2 separate regions of the Homo sapiens genome follow, and region 2 is linked to region 1. A link is an interaction called in ENCODE POLR2A ChIA-PET data of the cell type or tissue named here. Cell type or tissue: CD4-positive, alpha-beta T cell. All regions are shown on one strand.

The links. Peaks named below come from ENCODE experiments on the same cell type or tissue, not always from the same donor. Only the 100,000 strongest peaks of a DNase experiment are listed, where the experiment ranks them.
Region 2: POLR2A ChIA-PET joins it to region 1 with 7 read pairs; 2 of 35 experiments call an interaction of 5 or more read pairs at or near these places.

The regions. Positions count from the first base shown.
Region 1 is chr2:100,937,934-100,945,933 of GRCh38, forward strand. All of the region lies in intron 5 of NPAS2 (neuronal PAS domain protein 2), which reads left to right. Among named protein-coding and RNA genes, the nearest start is that of NPAS2-AS1, 35 kb to the right of the region's middle. In CD4-positive, alpha-beta T cell, no CTCF peak of the experiment used is centred here; no DNase peak of the experiment used is centred here; H3K4me3 peaks cover 987 bases; H3K27ac peaks cover 525 bases.
Region 2 is chr2:100,639,506-100,647,505 of GRCh38, forward strand. LOC107985814 (a long non-coding RNA gene) reads right to left here. Exons shown (of 4, transcript XR_001739199.1): 3 at 6,737-6,794; 4 at 661-2,096. Among named protein-coding and RNA genes, the nearest start is that of LINC01868, 36 kb to the right of the region's middle. RefSeq lists enhancers at 2,785-3,285, 3,286-3,786. In CD4-positive, alpha-beta T cell, no CTCF peak of the experiment used is centred here; DNase peaks (open chromatin) are centred at 1,196, 4,126 and 4,726; H3K4me3 peaks cover 741 bases.

The DNA of each region.
Region 1 (8,000 bases):
CAGGGGGCTGCAGGTGAGAAGAGGGCGGAGAGTAAAGGACTGCTGAGTTTTGGGGACAGGACCAGGCCGAGGTCAAGGTCCCAGGAGCCTTCCAGGAAAAGGGCAGATGCAGGCGTGTGCCATCCTGGAACAGGCAAGGCCTGGAGTGGGAGCTGTGGCTACAGATTCTTTTTCTGGGTCAGAAATGGGGACTGATGAGAGAGTCACAGCACTGTTAGTGGAGCTCAGAGCCATCATGGAGGCTGACAGACATCCAGGGTCACCTGACAGCTGATCAAGGGAGAGGACAACAGATGGCTTGGGTTGAAACACGGTTTGGGGCTTACTTGGGACATGTCTGAGGTTGCAAGTGGGTAGCAACACTTAGTGGTGGTAAGGGTTTGGCAGCAGGGCCGGTTCCTGGGGGTTGAACTGCTCTGGGAAGACTGATGTCTTGGAAGACCTTGGGGAGTGAGGAGTGTCTGGGTGGACCAGGAGAGGGTCGGCTTTGCATTCCAGAAGTGCACGATGGAAGCTCCAAGGTGGCAGAAGGGGCTGTGGTATGGTCACAGGCCCTGACAGATGTCCCTCCCCACTCTTTCCCTCCGTTCCTTCCCTTCTTATTCCCTCCTCCCTCCCTCCCTCCTTCCCTCCCTCCCCCCTTTCCTCCCTCCCTCCCTCCCTCCTCTCTGCATAAGCCTTGCTGGCTCTCTGGTAACCCCCAACACAGGATGAAGTGACTCATGGGTCTGCACCTGGCTGGTGGAGGACCCACCGTTGAGGCTCCCTCATGGGCATCTGGCCAGGCTTCCATCTCCTGCCACACCATTGCCTGTTCCTGTTCCTAGGCGGCAGCTTCGATCTGCACACAGCATCATTGTGAATGACAGCTGTACCAGGAGCAGCACGTGTGATGGACAAGAAAAAAACGTCCTCTCTCCGCTCTCCTCCCAGTGAGCCCAGCCAAAACCTTCCCCACCACCCCCGACCCCTGCTCATCCATGGATAGGTGGCCAGTTTATGTGATGAAAAGAGGAAGGCTTGCCCTGGATTCACACATAGGAAAGCTTGGGCCAGGATGATGCTGGAGGACCGCGGTTCCCTCTCCTTAGCTGCCCCTGCCCAGGGAACAGCGTGGCCTTGTTCCATGGGCAGCTTCCATCTGCCTTGGGGTGATGAGCCCAGCTCTGCTGATGGCCCAGGGCTCCACATCATCCTGGGTCATACCTTTCCCTGGAAGCCACTCCCTTATCCCACCATTAGTGCAAATGATGCTGTGTGCAGATCGAAGCCGCTGCCTACATTTTTCTTTGCATTCGCTGAGCGGTGGCCCACAAAAGCATTTTTTATGTTGCTAAGCAGATGCCTTCCCAGTAGGCCCTAATCTAACCTAATCTGTCTCCCCTTTGTGTTCCAGCCCATTTCCTAAAACGAGGGTGCATCAGGCTGGTGGTGGGGAGCTGGGGGGCTCTCTCCTCTTGATAGCCATCAGAAGTGGCTCATCCTCACTCGGCCTGAAGGAGGAAGCTGAGGGTGCAGCTGCACCTTGATTTTCATCTCTGGCCAGGAAGCTAGTGATGGGGCTGACACCATGAATACAGAAGTGATCCCCATCATCACCCCAGAGAAGCTGGGCTGATCTGAGGGTGTCTGAGGACAGAAGAGGAGCTGGGGTATTCTTTGGAGGGCGCTTGTGTTTTGTATTGAATGGCAAGGGCTCGGCAGTGGTAGGCACTGACCGAAAGCAACCACACGTGGCCTGCTTATTGACCTGGGAATGAGAGACAGGAGCCAGAACTGTTTGGGTAAACAGGATTTGCACTGTTCTGCTTTATGCTCTTGTAATTATCTGATGACCCAGTTGCTGTACGTGGCAGACGGGACTTAGAAAGTAAGAGGGAAATTCTTCTGACTTGAAATTATGGAGCAATTTAGGACCACTTTCATAAATTATTTTCTAACTCTACAAGGGCCAGAAATGACCCGACTCTAATTTATCAATGCTGGACCCACTTGAATGCAAACTAAGACTCTGTATATATATACCCATGCCCAGACACATACAGTGAGTCAGCCCTCAACTCCCTGGTGCAGGTGAGCCTGGGCCAGGCAGTCCCCAAATTTAACTGCAATTTACTTTCAGCTTTCATTATCCAGTTTTCACCAGGATCTTCCTTTGCAAGTGGGTAGGCAAAGGCTGCTGAGGATGGAAACTTCCCTGGTGCAATCAGCATACAGCTGGTTGGGCAGAGGAGCGGATCTGGGAGTCAGACCTCTATGACTTCCACTATGGGGAGGAAGCCCCAATGGCCCAGGCAGTGAGAGGCACAGTGGGGCTTACCCCAGGGGTAGCTGACTGCAGAACCCAGGCTGGTCACCAGTCTGCTCTGGTGTCTTTCTGGTGCCCAGGATTTGGGTCATAATTTAGGAATTCTGATTTTGGTTTGGTTTACTTAGATGCATACTTAACTATTAAATATCACTCCTTGTGAGCCCAGGTCCTTTCCACAGATGATGCAACATTTCAAAACTTGTGAGGTTGTCTTTCCTTTTGCAATTTTGTTGAGAGATTTTACCCATTAAACCTTGGGTGACTAACACTGAGCACTTACAATGTAGCAGGCACCATTAAGAGTCACTCACATGCGTTAATATGTGTAGGCGCATAGAACCGTGCCTGGCCCAGAGCGAGGCTGTTTTATATTTGCTCTCCTTATCCTTATGGATCCTATGAAGTACATAGTTACCCAGTTCACAGATGATGAAACTGAGGCACAGAGAGATTGAATAATTTACCCAAGGTTCCACAGCCAGACAGTGAAGAGCTGGGATTTGAACTCAGGCACTTTGGCTCCAGAGCTTGGTGCTTAACCACTCCTCAGAATCCTATACGGGACACAGTAAAGCTGAATGTTCTCAGAGTGTGGGGCTCAGAAAGGGAGAATGAGGAGCTGAGAGGTGGTGGTCGCTCCTCGAGGAAGAGGCGGCTCTTGAGGTGGAGGTCGGGACACAGGGTAGTCAGGGGGCAGGAGGCTGTGGGCCCCAGCAGCAACGCCCCTCTTGGTGTCAGGCCAAGCACAGGCTGGCCTGCTGGGGTCCCCTCCCATGCCCCTTGTGTGACTGGGGATTGGAGAGCCATTGTAAGGGGGATGAGAGCAGCCAGAATTCCTTCCCACTTCTCAGGCTGTGGGGCTTCAAGTCTCTCTCTGTTTCCTTCACACTGCCAACATCTCAGATGTAACAGAAGCTCATGTGATAGATTTTCGTACAGCAATTTCTGATGAAATAGCCTAGAACTTTCTTTACCAAATTGGCAGAGAAAAAAGAGAATAAAATAGCTGAAAGTGAAAGTGATTTTAAGATGAGAACTGGCAGGCGCGGTGGCTCACGCCTGTAATCTCTGCACTTTGGGAGACTGAGCTGGGTGGATCACTTGAGGTCAGGAGTCCAAGACTAGCCTAGGTAACTCAGCAACACCCGTCTCTACAAAAAATCCAAAAATTGGTCAGGTGTGGTGGCGCATGCCTGTAGTCTTAGCTACTTGAGAGGCTGAGGTGGGAGAATCGCTTGAGCCTGGGAGGAGGAGGTTGCAGTGAGCCAAGATCACGCCACTGCACCTCAGCCAGGGTGACAGAGTGAGACCTGGCTCAAAAAAAAAATAACAATAATAATGAGAATTGTTCAGCAGTGGCAGCACCAGCACATTTTGGTGTCTAGAATTGACACAGGCAAGGAACATGAGCAAGACAGACGTGCATACAATGGAGGCCAAGGGCTCACGGGAGCCTCTGGAATGAAAACCTTGCGGGAGAGATCCAAGGGGCATGAGTCACGTGCCTTGGACAGAATGGGGAAAGAGTACGGCTGAGGCAGAACCAAATGAGAGACCAAAAGTAGGCATAATCTGTGTTTCCTGTTTGGGCTTTTATTTGATGTTTTGAAAGTTAGCTTCCTGGGTTACTTTCTGATTTGTTCCTAGATGCAGTGTTGCCTAATGAGCTGGATCGTGCTAAGCTCTTAAGGCAGACATCATATCCCCAGCCCTGAACATTTGCCATGTGCCTAAGTGTTCATTGAACGAGGGACTGAATTCATAACTGGGGTTATGAGCAACTGCAAGCAGCTTGGCACGGGTGGGGAGTGCCTTGGATGTGAGAACTATGTGCATGGATAACCCTACCTTCCCCAAAGAAAACAAGGCACAAGTGTTCATAAAACTGGAGAAATCTGCAGGCCAGAAAATACTTCTGTATCATGCTGGCTCGCCAGGTACAAGCCCCAGCGAGAAGAAAATACAAGACCAGAATGGGATATGGAGCCAAGTTCCTGTGGCAGGGGCACAGCAGGAGGAGATCCCAGGAAAGGAAAGCCAAAGCCCCTGGCCTGTGTTAACACAAAACACAGCAGCAAGGCCAAAGCCATGAGACACCTTTTCAGGAAGCATCCCTCTGCCCTTCCCACCCCACCCTGCCCTCACCTGCTGGAAGCTCCCATCTGATTGATCCACATCATTTTGTCAGAGGTGTCCCTGGGTCGGAGCAGAGCCCTGACAGGTGCAGCTGCAGCTTAGAGTTGATCATGGATTAAAAGATTCCAGGCCTCTAGTTAGATTTTTTTTATGCCTTTTGATTTTTATATACCATAAATACAGATGTGTGTATAAAACATATGTTCAGTATTAAATTGACCAAGTGAACATACATGCAGCTGTCACTGAGGTGAGCAAATAGAACATGGCTGGGACCACAGAAGCTCCTGTCTGCCCCTTTTTCGTCACACGTCCACCTTCCACTTGGAGGCAACCATTTTCCTGACTTTTAAGGTCATTGTTTGCTTGTTTTCCTTTGTAGTTTCACCAACTTTGACTTCACTGCTAAACTCTTTAGTATCGCCTTTTGTTTCACCGTGTATAAATGGAATCATTGAAAATGGACTCTTGTGACTTCTCCTTTTGCTCAACATCGTTTGTGCTTCGCATCTGCCTCACACTGGCAGATGTAGCTGCTGTGGGCTCTTCTTATTGCTGGGTGTGTTCCATCGTAGGAATGTGCTGCAATTCCTGCATTCATCCCAGTTAGGGATTCTTGGAAGGTGCTTCCATGAACATCCTGTAGTGTTTCCTGATGAACGTTTGCAAGCATCCCTGGAGGACTGACTAGATGTAGAATGGCTGGGTTGAGGGAAGTTCTGCCTCCACCTTTACTAAGTAACACCAGAATGATGCCATAGTGGTGGCACCAGTCTGCCCTGCACCAGCAAGGTGGAGACGTCGCAGTGCTGTGGCATCAGAACTTGGCATTGTCAGACTTCTTGTTTTTGTCAGTCTGGTACATGAAGGTGTCTCATGGAGTTGTACTTTGCTTTTCTCTCGATTACCAATGAGATTGAGTGTCTCTTTATATGTTTGTCAACCATTTAGATTTCATCTTTTCCGAATTACTTGCTCAGGTATTTGGACATCCTCTTTGATTGGGTTTTTTCTTGCAATTATGAGTAGGCTTTCTTTCCGCGATCTGGACACAAGTTGTGGGCAGGTATTGTTTTAATTACCTCTCATTCATCCCACCCTAGGGTAATGCGGATGTCTGAAGACTCCACAGCTGACACTGGATGAGGCCAACAGCAGTTAATTAGTCACAGATACTCACAGCCCAGATGAGGACCACACAGGGCCACAGGGGGCTGCACGTGGGAAAAGAGTGAACCAGCAGGGGCTATGGGAAGCAGGCTGTGCAGTAAGAAGAGGGTGAGGTGACCCCTGGTCCCCACAGGAGGACATGATTGACATGTTTGAATAATTCCACAACCTGCTACTCAGGGATGAGCAGAAACTGTACCTGTCCCCATGATAAGAGATGGGGGCTTGGCTGGGGGACCTCATCCATGGGTCTGTGTGGGGAGGGAACCTGCAGTTAGGCCATTTGAGGCCCTTCCAATTTTACCAGATGCCAAGGCAGCATATAATTTAGAACCTTAATTTTGGGCCATACCACAGACGTATGTGTTGCAAATACCCTCTCTCACTTTGTGGCTTACCTTTCCCCCTTTTTTAGGGCATTTTGATGAACAGAGATTCTTTCTGTATAATTGGTACCTTTTATATCTCAATTAATTCTTACTATTACAAAGTCAAAGCCATTCTCTACACTACCTTCTGAAAGCTTAACCATATGGCCGTTAGTTTGACTTTGAATCTAAACTGAATCTAAGTGGATCAAATATGCCTCCAACTTCCTGGACCTTTAGGGAGACCAAGGCCCCAGTGACTTCTCTTAAGCCGTTCTTTTCTCAAGGTGAAGTTTCTCCAGGGCTGCTCACCATTGCCTCTTCTCACTGCAGCCAGCACAGATCTCAAGCCAAAACTGCCAGAGCGCCTCAGGGACACTCTGGGAGGAAGTGTCCATCCAGCCTACTTCCAGCTCAGCCTCAGTGTGCTTTTAGTACAGGCTCATTTAACATAGCTGGGTGTCCCTGCACTGGTGCTGCTGGTTCAAGGCCCGTCAGGCAATTAGGAGAGAGGACTGCCCACCTCCACAGGCAGGTGACCTTCCCGATCGTGGGACTCGGCTGTAAAGACGGCTGTGGATGGCACATTCCCTCCCTTGTCTCCATAATTGCTATTATTTTAATAAACAGAACTCAGCTCATTCAAGGGACCGTTCAACTGCCGATGTAATTTTCTCACCTGTAAGCACTAGGGTTAAAAATTTCAAGTTATCATTGTTTGTGTTGGTTTTCAGCATGTGGAAGTAGCATAATAGCAATGTACTAGCAAATACATGCAAGAGCCAAGCACAGTCTGGGGCCCTTTCTGTGTGTTAATTCACCATCCTCGCAACCTCCCACATATCATACCTGCCCCTACTTGCATCCAGCGTTCGTCTTTATTCTGTGCAGAACCCGTGTCCTGATATTGGCCCTCGGACCTGTATCAGTAAAGTTCTCTCACACAGGTGACCCGGCCAGGCAGCCACTCAGCCTTGCTCTCTGCCACACCCACCGTCAGGGGAAGTGGCTTCAGATGGAGCCCTCCAAGAAGAGGCCATGGAGTCACTTAGTTTTCATTTTCAAGTATTTGAAATATCTTTATGAAGAAAGACTACTGTCATCTGTGAACATGAGTCATCTTCTAAAAAAACTAGAGAGAATGGGCTTAAAATAAAACCAGGAACATCCGAAGAAACTTGGAGAAAGCCAGAATGAGAAATGGTAGCATAGACGAGAGAGGATCCTGGTAGAGTTTCGTCCATAAAGATAAAGACCGGTGCGTCCGAGCCAGAGCCTGGAAGCCATGCTGAGTCCTTCCTTTCCCTCCTCCTGTCCTCCGATCAGCCACCAAGCTGTGTCCACTGTCCTCACACCCACCGGAACACTGACTGCAGGCAGGGAGGGGCTCTGCCTGCTTCCCAACGTGTCTTCCCCATGCCCAACAGCGGCTGGCACATGGCGGCCCTCAGCAAGTATTGTTTGGACTACGATATTGATGAGTTGCCTGGGACTCTGTCTGCTCCTCTCCACTCCTTCCCCTGTCTCTCTTGGGACCCTGGCCATTGCCAGCCTGACTTCCAGTGCTCTCTCCTTCCAGACTACAAGCAGGATCTCTTTAAAATGCACGAGCAGTTCTGCCACCCCCTTCCTTCAGGTTCTTCGTGGCTCCTCCTGGCACAGGGTCGAGCCCTGACTCCTCCGAGGCCTCTCTCATCTGGGCCCTGCTTCCCTGTGCAACCTCCTCTGTCATGGCTTCTCGCCCTCCCTGTTGTTCCCACCTTCCTGCAGTGCTGTCAGGGTACCCACCTTATGCCTCTGTGCATGCTGAGCCCCCTGGCTGGAGCACCTTCCCACCCTGTCTGGCAGACACTGTCTTGTCCCCTGGCTCCCACTCAAGGATTCCTCCCTCTGGAAATTGTTCCCCAGGAGTCTCCTCTACCCTTTCATTGTGGAGGCAGCACACCATCCACAGTGTTCTCCGGGCACCTTGTTTTAATGCCTGTCATAGTGCTGGCCACGCCATTCTTTCAGCT
Region 2 (8,000 bases), 300 kb before region 1:
ACCATGCCCAGCTTAGCTGTTAACCTTTTCTAAAGCTTACTTTTTGATCAGAGCCCCACCCATAATTGTTAAATGCTTTCCATCGGGAATTGTGTTGTGTGGAAGTTTCCAGAAAAGCAGGGACACTGCCTTCTCAGTCAACTGGCACAGAAATGGCCTACTACAGTTATGCTCCAGTAGGAGCACCTGGCTGTCAGATGAAGGAGGTGCAAGACAATGCAGGCTACTTTCCAGGGAAGCCTAACCCAGGCGAGGAACAACTAGCAGAGCTGAATGCTAGTCTGGCTTCCTCTCTCACCCCCTGCCTCTCTTTTCCTTCCTTTCTTTGTGAAAGGGAGCAAAACAACACTGAGTGAGATAATGCCTGTAAACCTGTAAACCCTGGGCAATATCGTGATAGCCCTGATGGAGAAGCCCAGCGTAGTGACCCCCTGGGGGCAAGAGCAGCCAGCACAGCAGCCCCAGCCCATGGAGCATATTCCCACGGGGCAGCCTGGGAACCAGGACCCGCCTCATGCCCAGACTCCCGTGGGTGGGCCCACTCCTCACTGCCTTCCCCCTTCTGTCAACTGCCAGCTAGAGGCCTTTTCCCTCGCGGAGCCTAGGATGCATCCAGCCCACTTCAAGCCAGTCGCTTTGACACTGCACATTTTATTCCCCTTAAATATATTCATGGCAGCAACAAAGCTTTCAGCACAGAGCAGATGCAGGGTCAGAGCAGAGTGAGCTGGAACGTATTTTTTTCTAGAGCCCGGACTTTCTGAGGCTCTCCTGGACATCATCTGCCCCGCAGCCTTGCTCCAAACCTGGGTGGCACATAGGGCCCAGGGGCCCGGTGGTTAGACACACAGTTTTCTCTCTCATTCTTTCTGTTTCTTTACAGAGATTTCTCAGGATTCTCTTGTTCCTGTTCTACTGAGGATCCTCGAGGTGACCTATATTGTATAGAACCTGGATTGAGAGGCTGCTCACCCCACTGGGCACAATTATCATTTCAAAATGGAATTCCAAGGTCACGTGGTTAGCGTATGAAAGGCTCAGACACGGGCATTCATTGGTAAGTCAGCTGTGGCAGCAGCCGTCTCTGCACAAAACATTTCCCCCTTGAAAAATCTCACGCAAGTTCAAAATAGCTTTACACAATACTTGTGCTTCTCCCAGAGATGTTTTTTCTTTTTTTTTTTAATCCTTGACCTACTTTTTCTGTATGTGCAATACACCTAATGAGTAATAACGACTTCAGAGAGGGTAGCACCAGGGGAAACAAAACTGAATGAATGCCTTGAGAGAATGACTCGGGAGCCCTCAGACTCAACGGACTTTCTTCTCAGGGCAGAAACGAGGGCGTTCGTCTGAACTGTAGGTTTGCTGAAGATTCCTATGGCTGGACGATGCCCCGGCGAAATAGTCAGGATATGACAGAGGTGGCTAGCAGTGGGAGCCAGACAGAGGGACTGACACACACGTGCACACACTTGCACACACTCACACTCTCACGCACACACGTGTTCACAAACCCACCCTATCCCCACCCAAGCTAGACGGTGCTGTAAAGAGAATGCTTTGGGGTCTGGAACGTTCGCTGCCATCTAAAAATGCTCTTCTAAAACAGACTCTGTCAATGACGGGATCCGCACAGAAAGGGAACACGCTTCTCCGCCTCTGGAGTCATAAACCCAAACCCCAGAAGGCTCGGGGGAGGAGAGAAGTGGCCACAGACTTCACTCACACATCGCTCTCCAGTCTGTGCACAGCAAAAACAGCTGCTGCCTCAGCCCCTGAGTGTACGTCAGTCCCTTTGAATGGGAAATCAGAAAAGGTGTCCTTCTAAGCCGGAGATGGGATTCTTGAGAATTACATGAATAAGCGTCTCTTCTCTCGAAACCATCGGCCACTTTTCTTCAGCAAGATTTTTCCCCTAAGCAGGCCTCTGTGATGGAGGAAACACGCAGAGCTGCACTTGCTGAGTCTCTGTCAGGAGCAGGCACTGGGCTGGGGTGATTTCGAACCTCGCAGACGAGTTCAAATCCCACCTCCAGCAGTTGTGGGCTATGAAGTCTTGGGCAAGTCACCTTCTTGAGCCTTAATTTCCATGCCTGTTAAAAGATGATCATAACATCTGACTTCAGTATGGTGAGGGTTAATGATAACTGATATGAAGCCACTTCACACAGAGAATGCTCTCAATAAACGGTAGCTATGGTGATAAGCAAGGCATGGTCCCTGCATTGAGGAAGATGCAATTCGGTGGCCTTGAGGTCAACTCCAAGCCTGCTGGGATTGAGCTGGACCCTGAGGCTTCCTCAGCCCATGACTAGGACCAGGAAGCAAAGCTGTGTGTAGCAGGTGTGGCGGAATGATTGCATTTCAGCTCCAATTTCTCATACCCAATATTTCAGCAGGCAACTTGCTTGACTTTACCCTGCCCCCCTGGCTTTTGTTTGTCTGGAACCCTAAGCTTCTCAAAGGAGAGAGAGAGAGAGAGCGCACCTAGTTCTGGAAAAGAATAGGATAGAGGCTCTCATGAGGATAGACCCTCAGAGGAGAAACACTGTGTGTCCTTCGGGGTCTTGACCCCAGCCCTTGTGGCTGCCAGCATCATCTGAGGGCCCTGGTCCCCTGTGGCCTGGAAGCAGCAGAGTCCCCCCTGTAAAGGACCCCGTGCATGGGGAAAGGACCCCGTGCATGGGGATGAGCTCCTCAGAGGCAACTCCAGGACCTGAAGGCCTGTGGTCTCACCCCTATTTCCTGCCACTTCAAAAGCTGCCTGGTTCTTGTGCCACCCTGGGGGATGGAGGTTGGGGGGTTTGAATAGGGATGGAAAGTAAATATTAGGCCTCTAAGTCAGATTCAACTTGCTTATTCCCACACCTGTGCTCACCTCTGGGAGACACCAGGTTCTCTTCCTGACTGAGGGAGCTGAGTCCTCTGAGGGCTCCTGCCTCCCCCAGAGGGCTGTGAGGCATATGCGGACCTGGGCTCCCAAAGCTGGGCCAAGGAAAACGACCTCTTTCCATGCTTCAACGTCCTGGAAGCTCAGGGAAGTCAGGGCCTGTCTCCTGGCTCAGCAAACACAGCAGGTCTCATTCAAACAGAGCGAGACTACCCCTGCCGGCTGCCTGCCCACAGTGCTCCTGTGGTCGGTCCAAGGCTGCACTGACTCTAGCTTTGTCCTCTCCCCACTGCTGTGCCCATCCCTGACCCTCCTGGGCCAGCTTCAGGTCCCCAGAGCACACCCCTGCTGACCCCTGCTTCGGTGTTGGTACCACTGCAGAGCCAGCAGGCAGGAGGAGCCAACCGGTAGGGGAAATAGCAGGGCAAAGGAGGGAAGACGAGCTGGAACATTTGCCCTGGGGTCAGAGGTCTCCACGCAGACAAGTGCAGCTGGACTAGTTTGCTAGGGCTGCCATGACAGGGTGCCAGGCAGGGCAGCTTAAACAACATTTATTTCTCCCACAATTCTGGAGGCTGGAAGTTCAACAGCAAGGTGTCAGCAGGACTGGTTTCTTCTGAGGCCCCTCTCCTTGGCTCGTAGATGGCCATCTTCATGTTCTAATAGGGAGACCAGCCATACTATATTAGGGCCCACCCTTGTGACCCCATTTTACCTTAACCACCTCTTTCAGGACCCAATCTCCAAATACCGTCACCATCTGTGGGTACTGGGGGTTAGGACTTCACCATGTGAATTTGCTGGGGGACAACATTCAGCCCATAACAGGATCACTGACTGAAACCCTAAGGGGCTGCATGATTTTATTTTCCTCATAGAGAAAAAATCCAGGCCTTCTAGAAAGCTTGACCTTGTTTCTTTCCTTCTTGTTTTGTTCTGTTGTGTAATTAGGGAAAATACTAGAAAAAAAGGAAGGAGTCATATATATATATATATATATATATATATGTATATATACACACACACACATACACACACGCATGTGTTATCATTTTCATTCAATAAAAATATATTTTATTTATTTATTTATTTTATTTATTTATTTTTTGAGAGAGGTTCTGGCTCTGTCACCCAGGCTGGAGTGCAGTGGTGTGATCCTGGCTCACTGCATTCTCAGTCTCCTGAGCAGCTGGAACCACAGGCATGTACCACCACACCCAGCTCTTTTTTTTTTTTTTTTGCGGGTGGTGGGAGGAGAGAGAAGCTCTCACTGTTGCCTAGGCTGGTCTTGAACTCCTGTGCTCAAGTGGTACTCCTGCCACGGCTTCCCAAAGTGCTGGGATTACAGGCATGAACCACCGTGCCTGGTCTCAATGTGTTTTTAGTTGACTTAGAAGAGACCAAATAGCCCCAACCAGGCTGTTTTCCAACTACAAATGAGGATAGGCTCCTGCTAACTGACTCTCCTAGAGGTATCTTTTTTTTTTTTTTTTGGCCCACAGATCAGTGTCTTAACCCCACCCCCTCTGAGATCACCATTCCTTTCATAGGTTTAGCATTAGACCACCCACCACCCCTGCTCCCTTCCTCTCCTCTGTCCCTTCAGGAGGGGAGACCCCATCCCTCCCTGGGAGTTGGCCCATGTAAGGATAGCTGATCGCACCCCCAAGTGGGGTTAGACCATCACTTTGCTACCTCTTATCTCAGCATCAGATCAGCGCTTTCATCAGAATAGGGCCCTACTGTGTGCTCCATTTCCCAAACCCTCTCAGATACATTTGATCTTTGCACGTTTGATCTTTGTGTCTGCGGGAGGAGGAAGGAAGTGAACTTTTACTGAGCTTGCTCCACATTTTAGGCTTATTGTTAGTGGTTTTTGCATCTGTGGTTTCTTTAATCATCATGTCAACCTATGGCATGATTGTGTATCAGAAAAAAAAAAGTTATTATTCTGTGTAACCCTCAACTCAACCCCACCCCACTGATGTGCTGCAGAGGGTAGGGTGCAGTACCAGAGACGTCTGAATATTAATCTATAGAACACATTGATCTACAAGTCACGTTGATCTACAGAACAAAGGGCATGGAGAGCTCAGGAAGAAGAAAATATTTGAGAGTGTGGTGGGGGATGGTGGGGAGTGGAGAGAGAGCCGGTATCCTGTGGAATACAACTTTGAAGAGAGTTTTAGAAAGCCTTGCTGGGGATGTCTGGTGCATTCCGCTCCCTGCTTTGTTATAAAAGAGGATTTCTGACTTGCCTATTTGTGTTTCCTTGGGGGGTATCAGAGTTCAGGCATTGGGCTTGTTACACTCAGGTACAGTTGCTATGAGCACCATTTTATAAATGAGGAAACTGAGGCTCAGAGAGATGAAGTCATTGTTGGTCAGTGAAAGACCCACAGATTAACTTCCAGTTTGTCTAACTGCAGTCACCTGACTGGTTCTTCCTTTCCACAGCGCAGACAAAATCAGCTCACTGAGGCCACGGTATTGCAATAGAGAAAGAGTTTAAATGACGTGAGGCTGACCCACGTGGGAGAACTGGAGTTATTACTCAAATTAGTCTCTCCAAAAGCTTGGATATTAGGGTGTTTTGGATAATTTGGTGGGCAGGGGGCTAGGGAATGGCTGCTGCTGATTGGTTGGGGATGAAATCACAAGGGTGTGGAAAATGGTCCTCGTGCACTGAGTCTGCCTCTACATGGGAGCCACAAGACCTGTTGAGCCATGAGTCATGAGTCCTGGTGGGGTCAGTCTGAAAGATATCTCAAAAACCAATCTTCAGTTCTACAATAGCGATGTTATTTATAGGAGCAATTGGAAAAGTCACAAATCTTGTGACCTCTGGCCACATGACCCCTGAGCAGTAAGGGATTCTAGAAACTATGCCTGTCTTGTCAGAATTCAGGCCCCTCTCTCTCATAATCTTAACCTTGTGACCTTTCATTAGTTTTACAAAGGTGGTTTAGTTTGGGGAAGGGCTATTATCACCTTTGCTTTAAATGTAAACTATAAACTCAATTCCTCCCAAAGTTAGCTTGTCCTATGCCCAGGAATGACCAAGGACAGCTTGGAGATCAGAAGCAAGATGAAGTCAACTATATCAGATTTCCTACTGTCATAAATTTTGCAAAGGCCACAAAGGCCGTTTTGCAATGTAGTACATGGTCGACACTTCATTAATATTTATTTGAGCCCATTTACTTTTTCACATTTTGGCCAGTTAGGAAACAGAGGCATTACTGAGTATTTGGCATTCCCCAGGCCAACCAGCCTTCTGAAGTCCTTAGAGGTGAGAGGACCACCTCCTACTCTTGGCACTAACTGTGCTGTGCTTTGCACACAGAGTTTCATCAATTCCTGGCATCTCCATCCAACTCCCTCTTCTTAACTTGGTCTGGACTTTCTTAAGTCTCAGGAAGGATGTCATCCATTGATTTTACACTGTAGAATGCACACACAGTTACTCTGTGATTTTTCACATTTTCAAGTATTTCCCACTTGCTTTTTATCAACAATGATGTAATAAGACACACTTCTGTAAGTTCTGTTTCCAGGGAGAAGAATGGAAGCTTTGATTTCCTCTCTCAGCTTGACCAGAAAAAAACAGGTCCTAAAAGCCGGCATTCTTTAACTCCAGTGCTAATAATTCCCACTCCTTATTGTGTTTTTAAACCAAAGGGTCAGGTGAAAAAGTAAAGCAAAAATTGCCCCAGAAATCCAAAGAGGGTGGATCTCACATTCAGAGGCCTGCGGGGAACAAAGCCCTGCAGGGATAGACGGTGAGGCCTCCCGCACTGAAGGATGCCAGCTGGAGTCAATGCGGCTGAGTGCTGCACTTACCTCCCAGGGAACAGTGCTCTCCTGACCTTGAGCTCCTCCTTCCTCCCACAGGGGATGCCTGACGGAAGAGGGAGAAAGAAAACTGCTCAAGCAGGGCTCAGATTCTGTCACCTTCTAGCAGAGCTGGCTTAGGAAACAGCGAATTGTGAGCTATAATTTCAGGGATGCTTGGAAGACGCCCTCCCTCAAGCTAAATTATTTCTAGAATTTCCACCATCAACGTTTATTTCTTGGGTAGATGGATTATCTCCCATCAACGTGCAAATGTACCTTGAAAGTTATCACTTGTGCACAGGGAGAACTAATGGGTAGATGGAAGATTCTGGAACTAGACCTGTGTTCTTATCCTGGCTCTTCCATCTCCTACCTGAATGACCTTGTACCAGTACCTGACCTCTCTGAGCATGGGTGTGCTCATGTGACCCTGCCTCATAGAGGTAATGGACTTAAAACCACTTAGGCATAATGCATGCTGGATAAATACTGGCTGCATCCCATCCAATTTAATATGTTGTGTTATCATTTTCATTCAATTCCATGTAGTTTTAAATTTCCTTTGAGAACATTGTAATTCAGAGCCTAAACTCTGAGAGTTAGACTGTCAGGATTTAAATGCCACCACCTCTGCCACTTGCTAGCTGCAAGACCTTGGGCAAGTGAATTAATGGTTCTGTGCCTCAGTTTTCTTTTATGTAAAATGGAATCAAAATTATACCTCCCTCATAAGATTGTGGAGACCAATGACTTGATATAGATAAAGCACTTGGAACAGTGTGTGGCACTTACTACATGAGTATATATTATCTTTAAGCCATCAGTCATTGCCTCTTTCATGCGAATTACCTCATGAGCACATTTCCATTTTGATAGTTAAGCTAAGTGTTTTAAAGAAAACTACATTTTTTTTTTTAGCGTAAATGTTAAGTGGATAAATATTCCCTTGTTTCTTTTGGATTCTTTCCCCTTAGATGTCTTTGGTATATACATTCTCCTTCTCTTCCAATTCCCCAACCCCAAAACCAAAAAACTCCACTGTTGTTTACCTGTTAAAATGACTTACCCTATTAAGTTATAGAACCCAGCAGACATTCCCAAGACAAGATCAAGGTAGCTGGAAGACTACCTCAGAGACAAGCCAGCTACATGATATGTCCTGTACATCTTTAACTTAGCAGTGCCTAGAGGGTCAGAGCAGCAAATACTGCCCTCACTGGCCAGATGATGCTGAAGTGTCTAGGGGACTTGGGATCACTTCCATGTGTTC